Regions from separate parts of the Homo sapiens genome. Here region 1 is linked to region 2. Evidence: read pairs that join two places in POLR2A ChIA-PET (ENCODE). Cell type or tissue: HCT116. All regions are shown on one strand. Links, peaks and the distances in the headings refer to the core of each region. The heading gives the core; the rest is flanking DNA. Region 1 overlaps HMGA2 (high mobility group AT-hook 2). Region 2 holds the start of MSRB3-AS1 (MSRB3 antisense RNA 1).

Region 1 (10,320 bases), core at 3,767-8,766, 190 kb before region 2:
ATAATTTCCAACATTTACTGAGCACTACCTATGTGCCATGCTCTTTATTAAGCCCTTTGCATGCATTATCTCATTTAATCCTTACAACTCTATGAGAAATATACCTTTTGCAGATGAGGAAACTGGACCTTTAAAGGTCATGTGATTTTCTTAAGACTCCAGTTAGCTAAGTGACGGACCAGAATTTGAACCCAAGCCATCTGAATCCAGAGCCTGAGCTCTTAACTATAAAAAGCCAGGAAAAAAAGAGACCCAATTTACCTCTAGCCTCTTCTACACACACACGCACACACATGAAAATCAGACCACCTCATAAAAACAATAGATCTGAAATCCAGTTCAAACTAGGGGGATAAAAAAAAAAAAAGATGAAGGGAATTAAAGTAAACAATAGAAGTGTTCTTAAGCAAATCTAGTTAACACACTCGTTAGATCACTGAATTGGCCAATGCTTCATCCCCTCTGAAAGCAAGACTGATGCAAGTTTCTCTCCCACACCTACCCATATGGATCCCAATTACATCAGATCAGAGGATTCCTCGGTAGGTATCTTTTCCCAGGCCTCTTACATGAATCTATAATATCTACTGGAACAAGTTTTAGAAGCACAAGAACTTTAAAACAAAGCAAAATATCCCACAAGAATAAAAGGGGAACAATTTGGCTTCTAACCCATATACCTAATGAATCCAGTCGGTTCAAAAATATATCTCTAACTCAAGGAAATCGGTGAATGACACTGTTGGAAAGAATTGAACTTGCTATAAAGTATAAGCCCATTTCCTATGGAAAACGCAATGATTTATTTCTTCAGCACAAGCTTTCCAGCAAAGAATGCCATTGAACGGAATGCCTTGCTGTGACTGGCTGCATACTCTACCCAACAGAAGATATACAAGCAAAGAGGAAACACACTGTCTAGAAAAAATATACAATTTCCTTTTATTTCCTCTTCTCAGTAGAACAACTCTTCTTTGGGGACCAAATCAGGGACTTGTAACAATTCACCACATAATATTTTCCATTCTCACAGCCAGTAAAAATTAGAAACCAGGAGAGTCAAAGAAAATGGCCCAGCTATTCTCAGAAAGGCAAGGATTTCTGTGGTGGGGGCCTCACATGTGCTTCTTACCCAGCAGGAAGATCTGATGCCTGAAATCCAGATCCCCCCTAAATTAGCAAGAATCCGTTAAGAAAAAAAACATATATATCCTTTAATTGCTCTATAGTTTACTCCTGCTTGGCTGAATCATCAACTGTTTAAGGATGTGTGGTGAGAAAGAAAACTGTAAAGAAAGGTAGATGTAAACTGAATGACTTCGAAGTACTAGGGCAGGCTGTAATTAACTAGCTGGCCAGATGTGGAGCCATAGGAAGGTTCGGAGAAGACAGGACTCTAACCTATGGAGGTGAATTGGTGACCATTATAGGACAGCCCAAGGGCAGAGGAGATGAAAGGCTGAGAGAGTTAAGAGGCCCCATATGATGGAGGTTAGTTTGCTGGTTAACTGCCACTGTATTCGCTTGCAATTTAATTTCATTTTAGCCACATTAATCCCATGGCTTCAAAGAACTCATCTATTTTCTATTATGTTGCCTATTAGAAAGATTATACACGTCTTTCTTATTAATTAGTTCAATGGTATGGGATGTCCTTTCAGAGTTCTGATGCTTAGAAAACAGCAGATCTCTATTTGATATGTATGCCAGTATCAACTTAGTCAACAATGTGCTCATTAGAGTATAATGGAAGCAGCAGTTTTTGACTTCCGAGTCTAAGGCAAAAAAGGCCTTGCAGCTTCCTCCTCAGTTACCAGAAAATTCCCAGAGGTAGTCCTGAGTGCATGTAAGAAGCCTGATTATCCTGGGGAGGCCATGTATGGGTGATCCAGTGCACGCACTCCCAGATCCGCCCAGATTTCCAGCCAATCTTGATAAAGCACCAGATTTGTAAGTGAAACAGCTCCAGATTCTGGATCCCAAGTATTAAAGTCATCCCCTGATGCTTGAGTCTTCCCAGTGGAGGCCCCAGACATCATGGAGCAGAGACAAGACTTTCTGCTCTACCCTGCCTATCCTTGACCCAAAGAATCCATATGCATAATAAAATAGTTTTTTTACACTATTAAGTTTTAGAGTGGTTAACTATGCAGCAATCGATAACTGGAACCATATGTACAACAAGGAAGGTGATAAACCCACTGTTTATGGAACCCACACTTGAAATATGATATTTAGTTCTAGGTGACATCTTTCAAAAGATTAACGAACAAACATGTTCAGAAAAGAATAACAAGAATGTTCCTTTATGGGGAAAAAATGAGAAAACTGGAGTATGTGTTACATACAAACACAGATACATACAAACAGTATGTGTTAATTGCCCTCAACCGTTTGCAGGGCTATCATGAGTGAAAGTGAAAACAATTACTCTATATATTCCCAGAAGGATGACCTAGAGACAGTGGACGGAAGTTACAGGTAGTCAGATGGAACAATTTTCTAATGTGCAGAGCTTTCCTAGAAGAAAGAGGCAGCCTTGAGAGGTAGCAAGTTCCCTAACTTTAAAGGTAATCAAGCACGCTAGATGATCACCACTTGATAAGTAGGTTTGGAGAGAACTAATTTAATGAACAGAAGGTTGAATGAAATATCCTTACTTTAAGGTCACATTTTAACACTGAGATGTTTTTCATCTAAAGATCATCCCATTTCCTTATGCTAAGAAATCTAATCCCAACACATGTTGAGCAGAGGAAAAATATAAGATGAATAAATTAAAAGAAAGGCAATACCAAAGTATAAATAGAAAGTGATGCAGAACTCTAGAGGAGAAAGGAATGGCAAACAGGAACATATAATCCAGCATAACAGAAAAAAAAAATCTTTTTAAAATTTGAAGCATGAAGAAAGAATTGAGGAAGAGGAAAAAGCAAAGCCAAAGAACCCATCATATGCAACACTGGGTATAAAGGATGCCCTCATCCTTCTTGAGAAACGATTTCATTCATTTTTAGGACTTCTTTTCTCCGTCAGTGGGAAAGACAGACCAGAAGAACATGGGTAACACAGCAAACAAGGGAACAAAGTTCAAGCAGTAAAATTAGCAAAGCTCTTCAGTGACCACTGAATTTCTGGCCTCAAAAGATACAGGATCTGTGTGCCTATAGGATCAGGTGCACTTGTATGGATACAGCTATCTCTAATGTTTGCATGTGGAGAATGACTACTAAGGGAAGCAAGAAAAACTCAAAATAAACCCTTGCTTCCTAACAAAGCCATGTGAAAAAGAAAACACAAACCATCTAGAAAATGAGATGTGTCCAAACAAAAGCCATGGAGAAAACCAAAAAAAAAAAAGAAAAAGAAAAAGAAAGAAAAAGAAAAAAGAAAAACGTTAAAAAGTTATCACATACACATTGTGTATGAATTTTAACACCATTTGTAATCAACTTCCAAGGCTTCATAATACCCTTTAACTTTAGTTACTCAATCTACTGAACAAATCATCTCATTGTTACCCTATTTGAAGGAAGAGTGGAGCCTCTTTTGATGTTGATAAGAGATAGAAAAATGAGTCCACCTTCAGGAAAGAAAAGTGTTCTACGTAAACACCTGGAGCCTAGTGGTAGGAAGTGATGATAATTTGTCTCTTGACTTAACCCTTTCAAAGATTCATCAAACCAGAAGTTGGAAATTCATGTAATCGACGAAATAAAACTTTTCTCATTTAATACAACAGAAATTTTTCTTTAAAAAAAAGAAGAAAAATTATATCTTATTACTCACCCATTTCCTAGGTCTGCCTCTTGGCCGTTTTTCTCCAGTGGCTTCTGCTTTCTGCAAATGAAAAAGGAAGTCATTATAGTTTTCTACCTGACATTGTTTATAAGTACTGCACCAAGGGACACATTTGAAGTAAGAATGTTCTGCTTTGCAGATGACGTATCGGTTTTTTTTTTTTTGTTTTTTTTAACAAACTTCGTCTCCTCTAAGGTTAATCTTTTTCCACATTTCTGAGTAGATTCTTCTTCATTGCATGATGTAAAGAGGTATCTATGCAACCCCTCGCCCTAAAAGACACCCCCTGTAGTGATCTCTTCTGAAATACATGAAAATGCTTTTTCAAAAGCTATTTTGCTTTTATTTCTGTCCATATTAAAAACATTATCCCCACATTCTGTAACTACATAAGTTAGTATTTTAGAAAATTAATATTTCTTAAGATGATCAAGATTCTTTCCATGTCACAACTAAAGTTGCAAAAATTAATATTGACATATTACTTTACAATTTACAAAGCTCTTCTACCTATATTGGTAGTCAAAAGCAAGTATAAATGTGAAAAAGAATACACAAGCATTCTAATTCAAAATAACAAATATTTGCACACTTCTACATGTTTAATTTAATGTTCCTTGCCTGAAACAATCACCTGTCAATCAGTTCACCTAAAGCAGAGGAAAAAAAAGCAGGCAGAAATCATCAGTTTGTCCCAGTGATTAAAACTATATGTGCCTAGAAATAATGATTAATTAAAAATGTACTTTATTAACCATAATCCCACACTTAACATGAATACATTTCTATCTTGAGAGTTTATTTCATTGCTTTACTTCACAGAAGATTTTTCTGATATCACAGTTGTTAACATTATTTATAAAGCAATTAGTTTTTCCGTTTTTGTCAGCCCTAGTCCAATCTTCATACACAACAACACACCAATACACACACATATCACATACATCTATAAAAACGTGTTCCTGCTTTTTAGGATAAAGAAAACTTAGTACATATTGTTTCATGTATAAGAATCATCCATGGCTATATTAACACACAAATACAGGTAACTTGAACCAGGATACCTTGTTCCACATTTTACTTTTGTTATCTGAGTTAGCAGCCGGTGGGGGTACTTGGTACAGTGATATTGACTGTCTACACTGCCAAATGAAACTTTCCTCTTTTTCTCTTCAATCTGCCTGGTAAAAACAAATAGCTTTACATGATAGTTGACAAACAGATAGATGGATAGGCAGATAGACAGACAGGTAGATGAGAGATAAAATAAGCCACAACATTTCTCACCAAATAGTATCTCCCTGATCTGGCATTACTATCCAACAGGTCCCATGAATTAACGCAAACTCTATATGACTGTAATGTTAACTCACAAATATTGAGCATTTAAAATATCCCAGGCACTCGATTGTCAGTCACATGTGTTACGTTAATCCTTACAGCAGCCTTATAAAGTGGGTATTATTATTCCTCTTATTTTGTAGATGAACAACTAAGTCTTAGATAGGTTAGGTATACAACTGGCTCAAGGTCACAAACAAAGCAGGTAAGTGGCAGACCTGGGATTTGAACCCAGTTTTGTCTAACTGTAAAGACTGTGCTCCTAGCCTCTTAACAATGCTACTACCCGGTAGTATACAAGCATTTGCTACCATAAAAAAATACTTTAGGAAACTAAAATTGTCACTGATTCAGTTAATTTCCCAGGACAAAAGAAAACCTGGTAGCCTTTAGGGGTTCTATCTAACCATCTGATTTGGACACTCTGAATCATTGTTTATTATCACTTTTGAATGGCTCCACAAAGGAATCATTTGTTGTCAGAGGTTAGTGGCATTGTCTTACCTTCAGTCCCAAGGGCATGAATTTAGCGAAAGCCCAGAGTGTCAAGTAAATAATACCCTCTTCAGAGCATTGCCTCATGGAGAGGGAGGTGCCCTGAGAAGATCACAGACTCTACCTTGGAACGCTTAGATTCCAATTCCTGCTCTTCCATTTTAGCTTTATGACTTTGGGCAGGTCCTTGAAGACCTCAATTTGGTTTCATCCGTGCAATGGAGATGACTCCTCCTGTGAGACATCATTCCTAGAAGTACTTAGAAGTTCCTGCCTCCCATGAGGTGCTCCATAAGTGTTCTTTCACTCCTAACTAGATGGAACCCTTAAAGGGAGTTTTTCTTTTTTTTTTTTTTTCTTTTTGAGACGGAGTCTCGCTCTGTCGCCCAGGCTGGAGTGCAGTGACGCGGTCTCTGCTCACTGCAAGCTGCGCCTCCCGGGTTCACTCCATTCTCCTGCCTCAGCCTCTCAAGTAGCTGGGACTACAGGCGCCTGCCACCACACCCGGCTAATTTTTTGTATTTTTAGTAGAGACGGGGTTTCACCATGTTAGCCAGGATGGTCTCGATCTCCTGACCTCGTAATCCGCCCGCCTCTGCCTCCCAGAAAGGGAGTTTTTCTTCAAGTTAGTTTCCTCTCACAGAAGCCTTGGTCAATGCAAGTATTCCTTCACACCCATCTGTCACCTTTAGAATGAGGCTTTTAAGGATCCCTTTGGCTATTGCATAGTGAGTTATACATGAGTGTGGAGTTCTCTAGCACAGAAGCAGCATCTGACTTAATCTTTGGAAGCAACTGTAAGATTGCACAGTTAACCCAGTAGTAAATTACACAAACATGGAAAATAGAAATCCTTTTTATTGAAAAGGGGGTGTGAAGTCAGGGTGGGAGAAGGAGCCTATTGACCTTAGAAGTTAACAGTGCTACACCAGGCTTTTTCTGCACGGTTGTTATGTTTCAGGGGCCATGATGTGATCTGGGTGTATCTAAAATCTATTGAAGAGAGAGGTTTTTTTTCTGAAAGAGTTTCACTGTATTTCAAAATCAGAGAAAGCAAATCTCTCAAAAACAGAAAAAGCCCTGCAAATAAGATGACTTTTAAATGAGCATCTCATTTACAAAAAGCCTATTGAGAAATAAAATTTGCACCATTAACTAAAGGGCAAAATATCACGATTATCACTCGGACTTGTTAAAAGCAAACTTGCTCCTTGGTCGTTCAGGCCAGTGTTACATGTAAACTGAAACCCTCTTCTGAGACTACATCTAGAAGAAACACATTAGCTGTGCTGTGTGGCGTCAATCTGGGAGGTTTTCATTGTTCTTTAAAACCCACATTATTTAATCATTCTAATCAAACTCCACAAAGGCTGCAAAACAAGTTAGGGTTTTAGTTTGTAAACCAGCTTAGATCCAGGATTTTTACATATTGGAAAACATCAGCTTTAATATTGTTTTCCTGTGTTTAATGCTCTTCAGGATATTATTTTTCAAAAAAGACAAACAAAACATTCAGGAGGCTTGTTTTGTTTTAACATATGCAATACTGTAGAAGTGTATATTTGGTTTTCCTTTGCCAGAATAGAATTTGGCTTTATACTACAAACCCATGTATAACAGAGGCATAACTAATTCTCACTATTTATTGCTCACATCAAGAGAGAAAAGGGAGATATGGTCGGAATTCTCATTGGTAAGAACTGAAATTTCAGACTGTTACCAGCACTATTATGCGAATATTTACAACAATCATATCTCATTAAAAGTGTCATTTCTCCCTTGTTTGCCCTCATTAATATTTTTATGTTTTAAACTTCAGATTCAAAACTGTACACTTAATTTTATGATATATTTAGAAGCAAGTCCATGAAGATTAGGAGAAATGTTAAATGGGAAATATAATTATTTCTTTCTCTAAGAAGTTCTGTACTCCAGGCTCTTCAATGTACTGCATATTTTAAAAACTAATTAGGAAAGAAATTCACTAGCAAATACATCTCTTGAGCTTGAAAACAGTGCTTAGCACTAGTGCCTCGTGTACAGGAGGTGTTCACTATATACTTGTTGAAGGAAGGGAAGGAGGGAGGCAAAGAGAGAGGCAGGGAGGAACGGAGGGAGGGAGGGAGGAAGGGAGGAAGGGAGGGAGTGAGGGAGGGAAGGAAAGAAGGAAGGAAGGAAAAAAAGGAAGGAGGAAGAAGGGAGGGAGGGAGGGCAAGAGGAAAGGAAGGAAAAGTGTTTATATGTGTGTCTTATTTCCCTCTTATCATCAGAATTCTAGAGTTCAGTAAAACTAGAGATAATTTCACCTAGCCCTCTCATTTAGCAAAGAAGAAAACTTCTGGATGTGTTACAATTCCCAAAGACATAGCCCCATGATATTATTTGGGAACCAGAAGTCTTGTGGGTATCAGTCGCAGAAGGCATACATTTCCAATCCCTTTATAACCTTTGGAGTGGCCCTTCAAAGGTTTCCCAAAGCGTAATTTCCAACCTGCATTTCAGGTTACTGGAGATAACAGAAATCTACCTTGTAACAAATATTTTACAGAACATTCAGCACATGGTAGTGGAAAGAGTATAAGCTTTAGAATTAAAGTGAATTCAAACCCAGGTGCTACCATTTACCAGAGTTGAATATCAGATATGTCCTGTTTACATCTTTGAATCACAGTTTTCTCATTTGTGGAATGAAGACCACAATGCCTAAATCAGAGGATTAAAGGAGCTAACATATATATAAAGTGCCTGACAAAAGCTATGGCATTTAGCACTTAGTCAAATGTAATTTCTTTTCCCTCCCCTTATTTTAAAATGCTACCCACAAATATAATACTTACCAATTTTCTTAGTTTCCAAAGTGACTTTCCAAGCATTATCTTACTTCAGTAGGGCAGGGCAGGTGTTACTTCCCGTTTTACAAATGGGAGATTAAGCAACCTGCCCATGTTCACAGGTAGTAGAACTGAGACCCAATCTGATTTCAATGCAGTGAAGTGTCTGTTCTTTGGAGAGCTATTCCCATATAAAATAAAACTGCCATTCAAAAATTTAAAAAATAAAAGATAACCTTCTAGGGTGAAAATCAAATTAGTTAAAAGTAATGTATTTCCAAGTTTCCTATAAACACATGGACAAGAGCAGAGGTTGGAAACTAAGAATAATTCAATTCTGACTTCAGGGTCAGGTTTAGGTGGCTATTAATTTTTTGCTATTACAAGTTCTCTCATCATTTTTTTTATGTACTGTGATATAGCCAGAAATCCCCCACTGCAAATCCATCAGTGCATCTGTACCAAAAAAAAAAAAAACTAGAAAAATATTTGGGTGTGATGGTGCCCTGTCTTGTTTGCATGTATCTTGATTTGCATGAAGCCCACTATCCAAAGCCTAGAAAGCACATTTTATTTCCTTCAGTTGCTATTTTTAAAAATATAAACAGTATAAATCAATGTACACTGATATCAAAATCAACTCTACGAATCAATCCCACTAAGTACTGAGGAAATTCTCATTTTACCTTTTTGATAATCCAGTTCTGTAAGTTTCCTAATTTTACATGCAACACTTTTAGCCTTGAAGAGACATTACAATTTGCTATCACAATATATTTTCCAATAGAAAATATAAGTAATTTCCATCACCCATTGTAGTTCCTGCCTATTACCCAAGTTAGCCTTTACTGTCAACTCTGGTGTCCTTATTTTGCACATGCTTATCTTCATGTATACAAACACTAAATTAAAACCAAAGCCAAATGACAGGCAAAGTTATCATTTTCAAAGTTTAAGATTCTTCTCCTCCAAATCTTCTCTCTACTTCTTTGTAATCATAAAAATCAATAGCAATGATACAAGAGATCATTGCTATTGATCACAGGAGTTACCTTCTGAGCAAACATGATCCTAGACAAAAGAGAATGCCTGCACTACTCTTCCCTAATTTAAATAGAATATGCCATTCAAAATTGCTCAGTGTATTAAAACAATATGAAATAATGCAATGCCCTAACAAATAACAGTTCTCTATTTCCCCTTTTCTCTTGGTTGGCAGAACAAAGATTCATAACTAAAACCTTCAGAATCAGTGAAATTAATTCAGTTTCCACTTTGTGCCTTCTGCTCTGTAAACTGCAGAAAGTCAACTAACAAGACAAGACATGTTTGAATGATTTAACTGACATAAAATCCTCTTCAGCACCCATCTATTCTCAAGAAAGAACTGAAATGCAATAGAATACCAATCTGGTATATTCTATCTCCTTAGCAAAATGATCTGTTGAGAACTTGAGATAAAAATGAGCCAGGAATGTAGGTCAGCCAGAGAAATGAGGAGACTTCAAGTTCAGAAGAGTTCAGAAGGATGAGAGCTTCCAGAGAAGTAGAACTATAGGTCCCTTGAAATAAAATTACTTCATAAGATAATTCAAATGTATTTCAATCTCCCATATTTGGATCATAATCTGTGATGATTAAAAGCATTACCAGATAGAATGTGCTGGTGCATTAAGTAAGGCTTTGTCTTCCCTGGCAAAGTGAAAGAAAAAAATTAGTCAATTGTTTAGGTAAGTCAGCCTAAATATCAAGATAATGGAACAACAGTTGGACTTTACTTAATTTCACCTGCTGAATTCATTTGTATCCTCAGATAGGGCCCTGAATCCGCCTGAATTCATTTGTATCCTCA
Region 2 (10,320 bases), core at 2,953-7,952:
TCCTATATCCCCCAAATCTCTGTTTCTGGTTACTGTCTCCAAAGGACAAAGAAGTTGAATTTCCCTAAGCATTAGTGTTTATACAATTTAGGAGTCAACGTGATTTTTCAATCAAATCTTTACTTCCTCACTCAAAAGCCCACATTGGCTCCCTAATGCCAATCATATCAAATCTATCCTATTCTGCCTGAGTTTAAAAGCAATAATTTCTGTAGGTATGACATCTAGCATGCTGTGGATTTTTATAAGCTCCTTTTCGTATAGACACCAGGACTTATATTATCAAATACCTGGGTGGCCAGCCTGGCTTAGCATCCCTCTTGAGCTAAAAGCTGAATAATTTGAGAAAAGAGATCAATGGGAGGTCTCTAGCATAAAACCAAAGCTGACAACCATTTCCTCAAAAAGTCTTGATTATTTTATATCCACAAGGAACTGGCTACATTCTGTAATCTCTTTGCTTGAGTGACAGTGTTCCACTCCAACTAATAGGGGTGCATCTCTTAACTGGTAATAAATGAGTGGGAGTTACACAAAGACAAGTGGTACTCTAGTACATCCGATCTTGTGATTGTCAACATCTATGGTTATTCAGTTCAATGTTGAATTCAATTTATGTTGAATCACTTCAGGAAATCCAGAGAGTCCTCATTACACATGGTGAGTGTGTTTCCTCAAGGAGGTACAGTACTTGGCATCTCTTAGATGACTGTGACTCACTGCTTCGTCTGGCTGCTATACAAGTACGTATTGTTTCATTGAATAAGAGGGTAAAAAGTCACATAAAACATTGCATACTACAAACGGCCAGGGAATAATTTGACTTGCCTTGGTGCAACTTAATTTACACATTGGACTTCTAGAAAAAAAGACTGTTCCATAAATACAACTTCATCTGGGCACATGAACCATGAATGGCTTTGATTATTTTTGTTGTTGTTGAATTCTCCTTGCCATTTTTTGGATTATAATATTTTTTCAGACAGACTAAAGCTACTTTCAGGCAGGGAGAAAATTAAATAATATGAAAATAAGATAAAAGGGGCTTGTAGTAAGCAAAGTAGATGAGTAAGGCAAGTAATATAGGTTTTTCTCAGACTTTGAAAACATTACCATTTATTCTCAACCCTGGTGAATATAACTTCCTTCATCGTACGGCTGAAGTTTTTTAATTAAACTTCTGATTAGTAGCCATATTTAAGGTTTGACATGTTGTCTCCAGAAAGGAAATATAATGAACTTGTTTTACAAGCTCAGGTCACACCCAGGGGATATTGCTTTAAATAGAAGAAGCATGCTGGTTTTGCAAAGTATGCTTGTTCTGTATGATGTCAATATCCCTGGAATTTTACATATATGAGAATGTTTAGATAAATACTGTATATACAGAGATTCTAATTTGAGCACTTCTTTTCTTTTCTCTCTCTCTCTTTTTCTTTTTTTTTTTTTTTTTGAGACAGGACCTCACTCTGTTGCCCAGGCTGGAGTGCAGTGGCACCTTTACAGCTCACTGCAGCCTTGACTTCCTGGGCTCAAGCCATGTTCCCGCCTCAGCCTCCCGAGTAGCTGGGACTACAGGCAAGCACCACTATGCTGAGATAATTATTAAATTTTTTGTAGAGATGAAGTCTCACTATATTGCCCAGGCTGGTCTCAAACTTATGGGCTCAAACAATCCTCCCATCTCGGCTTCTCAAAGTGCTGGGATTGTAGGCGTGAGCCACCACGTCCAGCTGAGCATTTTTTTGGTGAAGGAAAAAACTAGATGACAACTAGAATATTATCTGGATATTTCCAAACATGACATGAGTTGCCCTGAAATATCCAGCTAAGTGATGCTGGAGTGTCTTCTGAGAGGCTACCTGAATTATTTGGAACATTTACAAGTGAATAGCGGATATGGCTATACATAGACTTAGTCTGTGTTTGTTTCCGCACAGAACCAAAATTAAGGAAAGGGGACAGTCACAAAACACATTCTAGAGCTCCTCTTGCTTCCCCCATAGCTTCCCTATGCTTCCCTGAGGCAAAGAAAACCTCGTTGTCAAACAGGATTCCACTACTGGGCTGAGTTGTAGGTACAAATTTCAGTCCTTTATTTCTTACACATTGCAAACTTTGTTTTCTGTATTTCAGTTTTTACTTTTTAAAACTTTCTATACATCAATGAATTGCATCCTCCAGCTCCTTTTCTGATTTAAAGGTTGACTGGGGTTGTGCTGTGGTCTCACCTAGTGCTGTTTTCTGAGATACCCTTTGGGTTGGAGATTGTCCCAGCTTGCATTGTCCCATCAGTTGTCTTCCTGTACCATGCTGAGAGTAGTGCAATCTTTGGTGAGCGCCAGGCCTTGGACCCAGCTCCGCTGGAGCATCTCATGGCCATTTTCCTTTATCTTCTGCCGTGTCCTTCAGATGGTGCAAGGAAAGAGCAGAAACCCACCCTTCTCCCCTTGAGTCGAAAAATGACTTCTAGGCTGGTCAATAGCACAGGCTGCTGCACGACGGGATTGTAATGGCTTCTGCGAGCATGCGTGTTCCTGAAAGGGAGCCAGGAAAAGGCGCCTTAGAGATGTTCTAAAAGCAGAGCACCTCTATAAGATCAAGCTTCATCCCCAATTAAACGCTGACCGCAGTTGGTTAGCTCACTATGCTGTGCGGCTGCTGAAGAGATGAGCTTGGCCAGGTTAAAGGTCACATGACCTGAGTATGGCCCAGATGAACCAGGTATGCAACCACAGGCAAAACCTAAGTGCATAGAGGGAGGCTAGTGGACTGATTTTTTTTTTTCCTGAAATTGTCCATTTAATATTTTCAGACTGTGGTTGACCGTGGGTAACTAAAACTGCAGAAAGGCAACTACTATATATCTATGAATTCAATCATCATGGACATCTAAAATAAATGGTGTATTTCTCTATTTACTTATGGAAAAAGATTTCCAAGATCATAATCCTTTATTTTTCAAAAAAAGCAAAATGCATTATTTGTATATAATATAGTAGAGTACCATTTTGTTTTACTCATATATCCATGTAATAACATATATTGAATGCCACTTATTTCCCACATTTTATATATTTTTCTGAAACATATAAATACATAAAGTTATCCTGTTTATTTTGAAAGATATGTTTTATAAGAAGTTTATAAAAACAAAGGAGAAAGCTATAGAAATATTTCATCTATGTGAAATTTTAAACATATAATAAATGTATTTTCTGTTAAACACCAAGTAATAAACACCTTCTTTTCTACTGATGTTGTTCAATAAAGGTACTTGGGAGTTAAACTCTGTGTCTTTCTATAAATTGAAAATGTCTGTATTTTAAACTTTTAGTAAATATCATTTAGTGGAATATAAGATCCTCATTTTGAAATTGTTTTGTAGGTTTTTTTCTTTCTTTCTTTCTTTCTTTTTTTTATTATTGGACTGAATTAAGAAGTGGATACCAGGGAGGCCGTGGTGGGGAAAATGGCGGCCGAGAAGAGGGGAGAGAAGCAGCCTGAAAAGTCGCAGCGAGCTGGAGCTACCGGAGGACCTGAGGAAGAAGCAGAAAAACCTGTGAAAGCTAAAACTGTTTCTTCCAGTAATGGAGGGGAAAGTTCCAGTCGCAGCTCTGAGAAGCGATCAGTGAAGAAGCTGCAGACCTCCCAACAAAGCCTACAAAGATCTCCAACTTTGGATTTGCGTTAGGTAGACGACAAAGAAAGCGTCAGCCATATCCATCAAACTTGGATCAAGTAAGCCTAAAGAAACTGTTCCAACTCTTGGCTCCAAAAATTTTCAGTAGCAGCAGCTCTTAATGAAGATGAAGATGGATACACCAACATCAGCTGGACCGAACTCCTTCAATAAAGGAAAGCATGGGTTTTCTGATAACCAGAAACTATGGGGGCAAAATATAAAATCTCATCTTGGAAATGTCCATGACCAAGACAATTAAATGATGTTTTGAAATTGGGGTGTGGGATGGGTGTAAAGTTAAAAGGAACAGTTTCTCTTTTTAAAGAATGGTATAAGACTATCTTTGGAGCCGCTTTTTTTTTCTTTTTCATTTTTTTAAAAGATTGAGTGGTACACTAATAAATGAGAGTTTGAAATTAGAGGTAATTTATGTTTTGTCTACAGATTTCAAGACATTTGCTAATTTTGTAGTTTCATGTGATTAGTTTCCAAAGGTTACAGATAATAAATAAATCAGAAATGGTATCTTTTTAAGAATTGCATTTTTTTTTAGACACAACTATTAGCACATTAAGAGGGAAACAAAAAGTTATTGTTTGTTTAAAACTGCAAGCACTTACTCTCTTAACTCCCTTATTACCTAAACTTGTCTGGCTCCCAGGAACAGCCTTATAGAGAGGAGTATTGTATTGGGAGGAAAATGCTACTGAACTATTGACTGAAAGTAAATTTAGATAAAATTAAAATATAGCTTTTTTTCCTTATAGGCATTTGTTTTGTTTCAAATCATCATAAATTAGGTATTGCATTGCTGTCAGTGGATACAGACGCGTAGCTCTTAAAAGAATTTTTTAAAAATGTAAACTGTTGAATATTTGAAATAGCCCACTTCACCTTAATGGGTCTTGTCTATCTTCATTAGTCCTCAAAGAAAAACCATTTGCTACAAAAGTAAATCAGTATTTTCAATTTGCTTCTCTTGTTTTTTGTTTATTAGCTAGTTCCTGTAAGCATTTTCACCAGAACTTGACACAAATCATAAGGAGGCGGTTTTTTAAAATACAAGCCACCACCAAAAATTTAAATGTACATATTGCTTAAGTATTTGGCTGTTTTTATTTTTTACAAGGTATAAACACCAAAAAAAAATTTAACATTGTATGAAGATGGAAAACAAGAAGATGCACTTTCTGTAACTTTGTCTAAGGATTTAATATGAAATCCAATTTGAATTGAACTTAACTACTGGCTTTCTTACTAGTAAAATTATATGGTTTATTTTAAATGTATACATATTGACCAATGGCCTCTCAAAAAGCACATTTTAGATACTGAAATAGAAGGAAAGGAAATGCATCTTCAAACATTTTTTGGAATCTTACCACATATACCTTGTTAGATTTGTGTATTGTAGGGTGTTTGTTTTTGTATTTTTGTATTGTATATGAACTTTAAAAAAAAAGTAACAAGCACATCTTTAAAAGCATTGTCACAGACAAAAGAAACATACAGTATAAAAATTTCCTTGAAAACTCCTACAGTATTGTATTTGGAGGCAGCTTCAGACTGTTTTATTGGTGGTAACTGCTTGCTGAGCTCTTTTAATCGGTAATAACTCTAGAGAAGCAGCCTGTGTATATTCCTAACACTTTGTTCACTAGCATTTAAGTTTAGAATAGGCCCCTAGTAAAACAATGGAAATATATATAGAACTCTTAGTTCTTATATGATTTCATTATATCAAGATGCATGAATTTAACTTACTTTAATGAGGCAAACTATCCATTTTTGTCCATTTTCTTGTTAAAGCAACATAGCTCTCCTACATATTCTTTTCTTGACCCAAATGAAATATTAACCTAAGGTCAAGCTGGGAGAGAGAAACGACTGAGATGAATGTCTTTACCAAAATACCAATAAATTTGTCAAATTCAAACTCAAACTCAAAAAAAAAAAAAAAGGTGGATTCACATGGCAGGATCCAGGATCCAATCAGTTTGAGCTCTGGCATCACCCCATGGCAGGATCCAGTCAGGTCATGCTTCTGGCATCACCTCATTGCAAGATCCAGTCAGATCATGCCTCATTACCCTATGCTTATAAAACCTGACCCAGCCCTTTGCTCAGACAGACACTGCTTTGGGAACTATCTCTTGTGTTCTCCTTACTTGTTACAAGTAATAAAATTGTCTTGCAAAGAAAAAGAAAAAGAAAACTGTCTTCCTAGCCTGGATAAAATCTTTCTCTCTTCAAACTCTCTCCTCTGGCATGTGCTTAGGCTTTTAGGAATAAAACCCAGGAAGTCCTGTCTCAGACCTCCCATAAGACAAGGGAGCCCAGGGTCTTCTATCTGCTTGAATGCAGGCAGAGAAAATACAAAATATCTCAAAATGTTATCGTGTCACAAATGTTGTCTTGCTTTTGGACTCTTTAGTTCCTGGGTCTGGACCATGGTAAATCTGATTTCCACAACATGACATAGATGCAAAGTGCTTGTGGTAGTTTGAAATCCAGCTTACTATAATGTTGATTAAGAAACATGAGTCTCATCTCCACACAACTGTTAGAATGACTATTATCAAAAAGACGAATGATAATAAGTATTGGCAAGAGGTAGAGAAGGGGAACTCTTGCACACTTGTGGTAAGACTATTAATTAGTATGGCCATTATGAAAAACAGTATGAAGTTTCCTCAAAAAACTAAAAATAGAATTACCATATGATCCAGCAATCCCACTACTGGGTGTGTATCCAAATAAAATAAAATCAGTATGTCAAAGAGATATCTGCACTCCCATGTCCACTGCAGCATTATTCACAATAGCCAAGGCATGGAATCCATCTAAGTGCCCTTCAGTGGAAAAAATGGATAAAGTAAGTGTGGAATATATACACAATGGGACACTCTTCAGCCTTTAAAAAGAAGAAAATCCTGTTATTTGCACAACATGAGTAAACCTGGTGGACATTATGTTAAGTGAAATAGGCCAGGAACAGAAAGACAAATACTACATGATTTCACTTATATGTGAAAAAAGTTGATCTCATAGAAGTAAAGAGTAGAATGGTGGTTACCAGAGGCTGGATGGGGGCAGTTGGAATTGGGGAGATGTTCGTCAAAGGATATACAATTTCAGTTAGACAAGAGGAATAAGTTCAAGAGACCTATTGTACAACTTGGTGATAATAGTTAATAATAACGTATACTTGAAAATTGCTAAGACAGTAGATGTAAATGTAGTAGTAAAATGTTCTCACCATAAAAAATAAGTTTGTGAGGTCACGCATATGTTAATTAGCTTGATTTAGATATTACACAATGTATACATATTTTAAGACATCATGCTGTACACCATAATATATACAATTTTTATTTGTCAATTAAAACATTTTTTAAAAAACACATGAATCTCATGGTACATGGACTTGCATTAAAGATTGGGGTTCAAATTCTGCCCCTTACTACTTACCTAGCATGGTAAGTAACGATCTTGGTGTTTTGCCTTTTCTTTCCTTTGCCCCATCTCTCTACTGCTATTTAGTTGAGACCTCCATCATCTTTCACCAAGATCAACATAACAGTCTCCTAACTGGTCTCTCTGTCTCCAATCTTACCCTCTACAGTCTGTCATCAATCCTAATGATAAATGGAAATGTGGTCATCCAAAGTCCTCCATCAAAACCCTTCAGTGACTCCCCATTGGCCAGAGGGCAAAGTTGGAGCTTCAAAGCAATGATTCATAGTTAATTCAATGATCTTTGTAATCCTTTATGATCAGTTTCCTCTTTTCACTCAGTGGCAGATACTTGTAGTTGTCCTCAAATTTCATACTCTCATTTTTCTTTATTAATATAACCACACATTTTTAACTGAGCTCATTGATCATCATAACAGAGTCTATTGAAAGTCCTCAGCAGGCGGTGTGACGATGTGACCAGCTCTGGCCAAGGAGCTGTAGGCAGAAGTGTCTTGCAGCAGCTCCTGTAAATCTTAAAAGACAGCTGGTGCGTGTCTTTTTTCCTTTTTTTTTCCCTTCCCCCTTCCTGCTGCGCTGAATATGGATATGGTGAGTGAATCTAGAGCAGCCATTTGGAGGTATGAAGAGATCTTGGAAATAGAGGCCATGTGTGTTGAAACAAGACCGAACAACTCCAAGTTCCTGAAGACTTCATTTCACCAACCCAGAACCTCCTTGATCATCACAGGTGAACTTATTCCTAAAGCAAACACTCTCATTTTCCTTCCTTCTCTACTTTACAACCATGCTGAACTGCTTGTTATTCCTTGAACTGATCACACAGTTCCGTGCTTCTGTGCCTTACCTCTTGCTGCTCCTCCACCTTATGCTTTGTCTTTCTAGCAAATTCTTTCTTATTAAGATCTACCTTGATTGCGCCACCGCACTCCAGCCTGGGCGACAGACTGAGACTCCATCTCAAAAAAAAAAACAACAACAATCCTACCTCTAGGGTTTCCAGCTTTGAGAAGACTACTCACTCACAGCCAGGCAAATTTGGTGATTCTTTCCATTTTCCATCATTGTATCTAGTCCATCTGCCTAACCTAATACTGATCACATGCCTATGTTTTGTTTACCTATGTGTTCTACATAATAGATGGTGAACTTCTACAGGCCATGCTTATTTTTTTTTTCATCTCTACATTTCTATTGCCCAGAACAAAATTGGGTCCCAAAGAATAGGGTGGCACAAATGAACAATTGAATAAAATTCTCTGAGTTTCTATTATTTCCTCCTCTGTAAAATCGAGTCATAATAATTCCCATTCTAGAGATTTTTGAGAGTCACATGAGAAGAGAATGAGAAGGTTCTCTGTAAACGTAACACATTATCAAGAAAACCAAGGCATTGTGTGTTTATCCAAATTTCTGTTATCTGGTCAATAACCTTAGACAAATATGTTTTCTATAGAATCCAGAGTTACTGATCTGTTTTATATCTACACGAAATGGAAACAAAGGATGAATTGGAAACAGGACACACTTCTGATCTTAGGCATGTACAAATTAGTAATATAACCAAGAGTTCTTAAGGTCAATTTAATTTTTATTGCTAGGTACTTGAATATATTTGAGTGCAACTATTCTACAAACCCTTAGCTCCAGGTAACCTCTTCAGCCACTGGACAAACATAGCTCCATTTAATGTAGTTGTACTTAAAACAAAAGTGATATGTATCAAGCTGATTCCACTTGCCGAAATCACTTCTAGCTCGTAGAATAGGTGTAAGAGCCAAGGGCTCAAGACATTCACTTTTTCTTCAAGTCAGCTGCTTTAAGAGAACACAGGATGGTCAGAGCTGGAGCTAGAGAAGCGGCAGGGTGTGCTCTTGTTTCTGCTGTATTAACCTAAGCAGCCAGGGAACTCTGGACATCCTTTAGAGAAAGTGCGACCAATGGAGCAATAGGCCTGCTCAGAGCATGCTGACTTCTCTCTTGGGACTAATTCTCTCTTCTGTTCTACGCTCTACACCCTCATGAAGTCATCCACCAGAGCCATCATGTGCTTGCATCCTGCTGTGTTCCTTCAACCAACTGCTGACTCTAGATCCTTGCTTTAGTCCTTTAACACTTTCCAGCACCAAGATCTCATGCCTGGGAGTCTAAAAGCACCACCCCCGCTTTTTTCTTTTTTTTTTTTTAAATAGCAATCAATTTGCTCCCACCACTCCCAGGGAATCCAGTCTCATTTTTGCCTGCATTTTCCTGTCTGGGGGTGGTGATGGTGGTGAGAGGGTGGAGGATAGTTTTAATGTCACCTCTTACATTATGAATCAGTGACATAAGCTTTTAAAGCCAAAAGTATTCGTAAGATCTCCTTTTAAAACGATAGAGGATTTAACTACCTTCACTCTCCTATTTAAACTGATTTCAGAAGGAAATGTAGGGTTGAAAATGAAGTTTGGGCTCTTCTCCTCTGTATATTTGCAAATGCACAAAGCTGGGTCTGTTATGTCCTGTCTGAAAGGCTATCTATTTGTACAGCTTTATGCATCTCTTCACAGAACACCCATGAAGTCACAGCTCATATTTCTGCTTTAAATATTCGATCTTTTGGCTTTAAACACCCATAAGGGTTATTTGTCAAAACGGATCTTAAACCTCGCCCCACAGCTCTGCAGCAGATCTTTAAAGTCATGCTGTTGGGGTGGGAAGGAAAGGATGGGGGAGACGGGGAAAGTCAGCCATTCAGCAAGCATTTATGGAGTGCCAAGTACGTGCAGAGCATATGGTATCTAGTAATAGGTGCTGTGAGAGAGAGAAAAAAGACATGGAGTACATGTTCTTGCTCTCAAGATGGAGACAGAAACATGAGCCCTGTTAGTTCAGTCCTAGATCTAGACACTTTAACCTTGTTTTCTAAAGATGTTTGCATGAACAGCAAAAGCCAGCAACCTCAGGCATGTAAGAACATGTTAGCAGCAGTGGTGTATGTGTGTGTGTGTGTGTGTGTGTGTGTGTGTGTGTGTGTGTGTCAGAGAGAGCGAGAGAAAGCATATGTTGGTATAGGGATAGGATTAGGATGGGGGCGAAGAAGAAAGAGTCATGCTTTATATAGAAGGTCCTTTCTTGATGTGTTTTCTCAATCATCTTCTGACCCAAGATGCCTTCCC

The links. ChIA-PET counts read pairs that join two places held together with the same protein. Peaks named below come from ENCODE experiments on the same cell type or tissue, not always from the same donor. Only the 100,000 strongest peaks of a DNase experiment are listed, where the experiment ranks them.
Region 1: POLR2A ChIA-PET joins it to region 2 with 5 read pairs; 4 of 35 experiments call an interaction of 5 or more read pairs at or near these places.

Annotation. Positions count from the first base shown.
Region 1 is chr12:65,832,039-65,842,358 of GRCh38, reverse strand. HMGA2 (high mobility group AT-hook 2) reads right to left here. Exons shown (of 5, transcript NM_003483.6): 3 at 3,790-3,840. Among named protein-coding and RNA genes, the nearest start is that of HMGA2, 13 kb to the right of the region's middle. In HCT116, for the core only: no CTCF peak of the experiment used is centred there; a DNase peak (open chromatin) is centred at 5,778; H3K27ac peaks cover 5,000 bases.
Region 2 is chr12:65,639,611-65,649,930 of GRCh38, reverse strand. It overlaps MSRB3-AS1 (MSRB3 antisense RNA 1), which reads left to right and starts at 7,559. Exons shown (of 4, transcript NR_120431.1): 1 at 7,559-7,892. It also overlaps the pseudogene PCNPP3. In HCT116, for the core only: no CTCF peak of the experiment used is centred there; a DNase peak (open chromatin) is centred at 7,366; H3K27ac peaks cover 4,777 bases.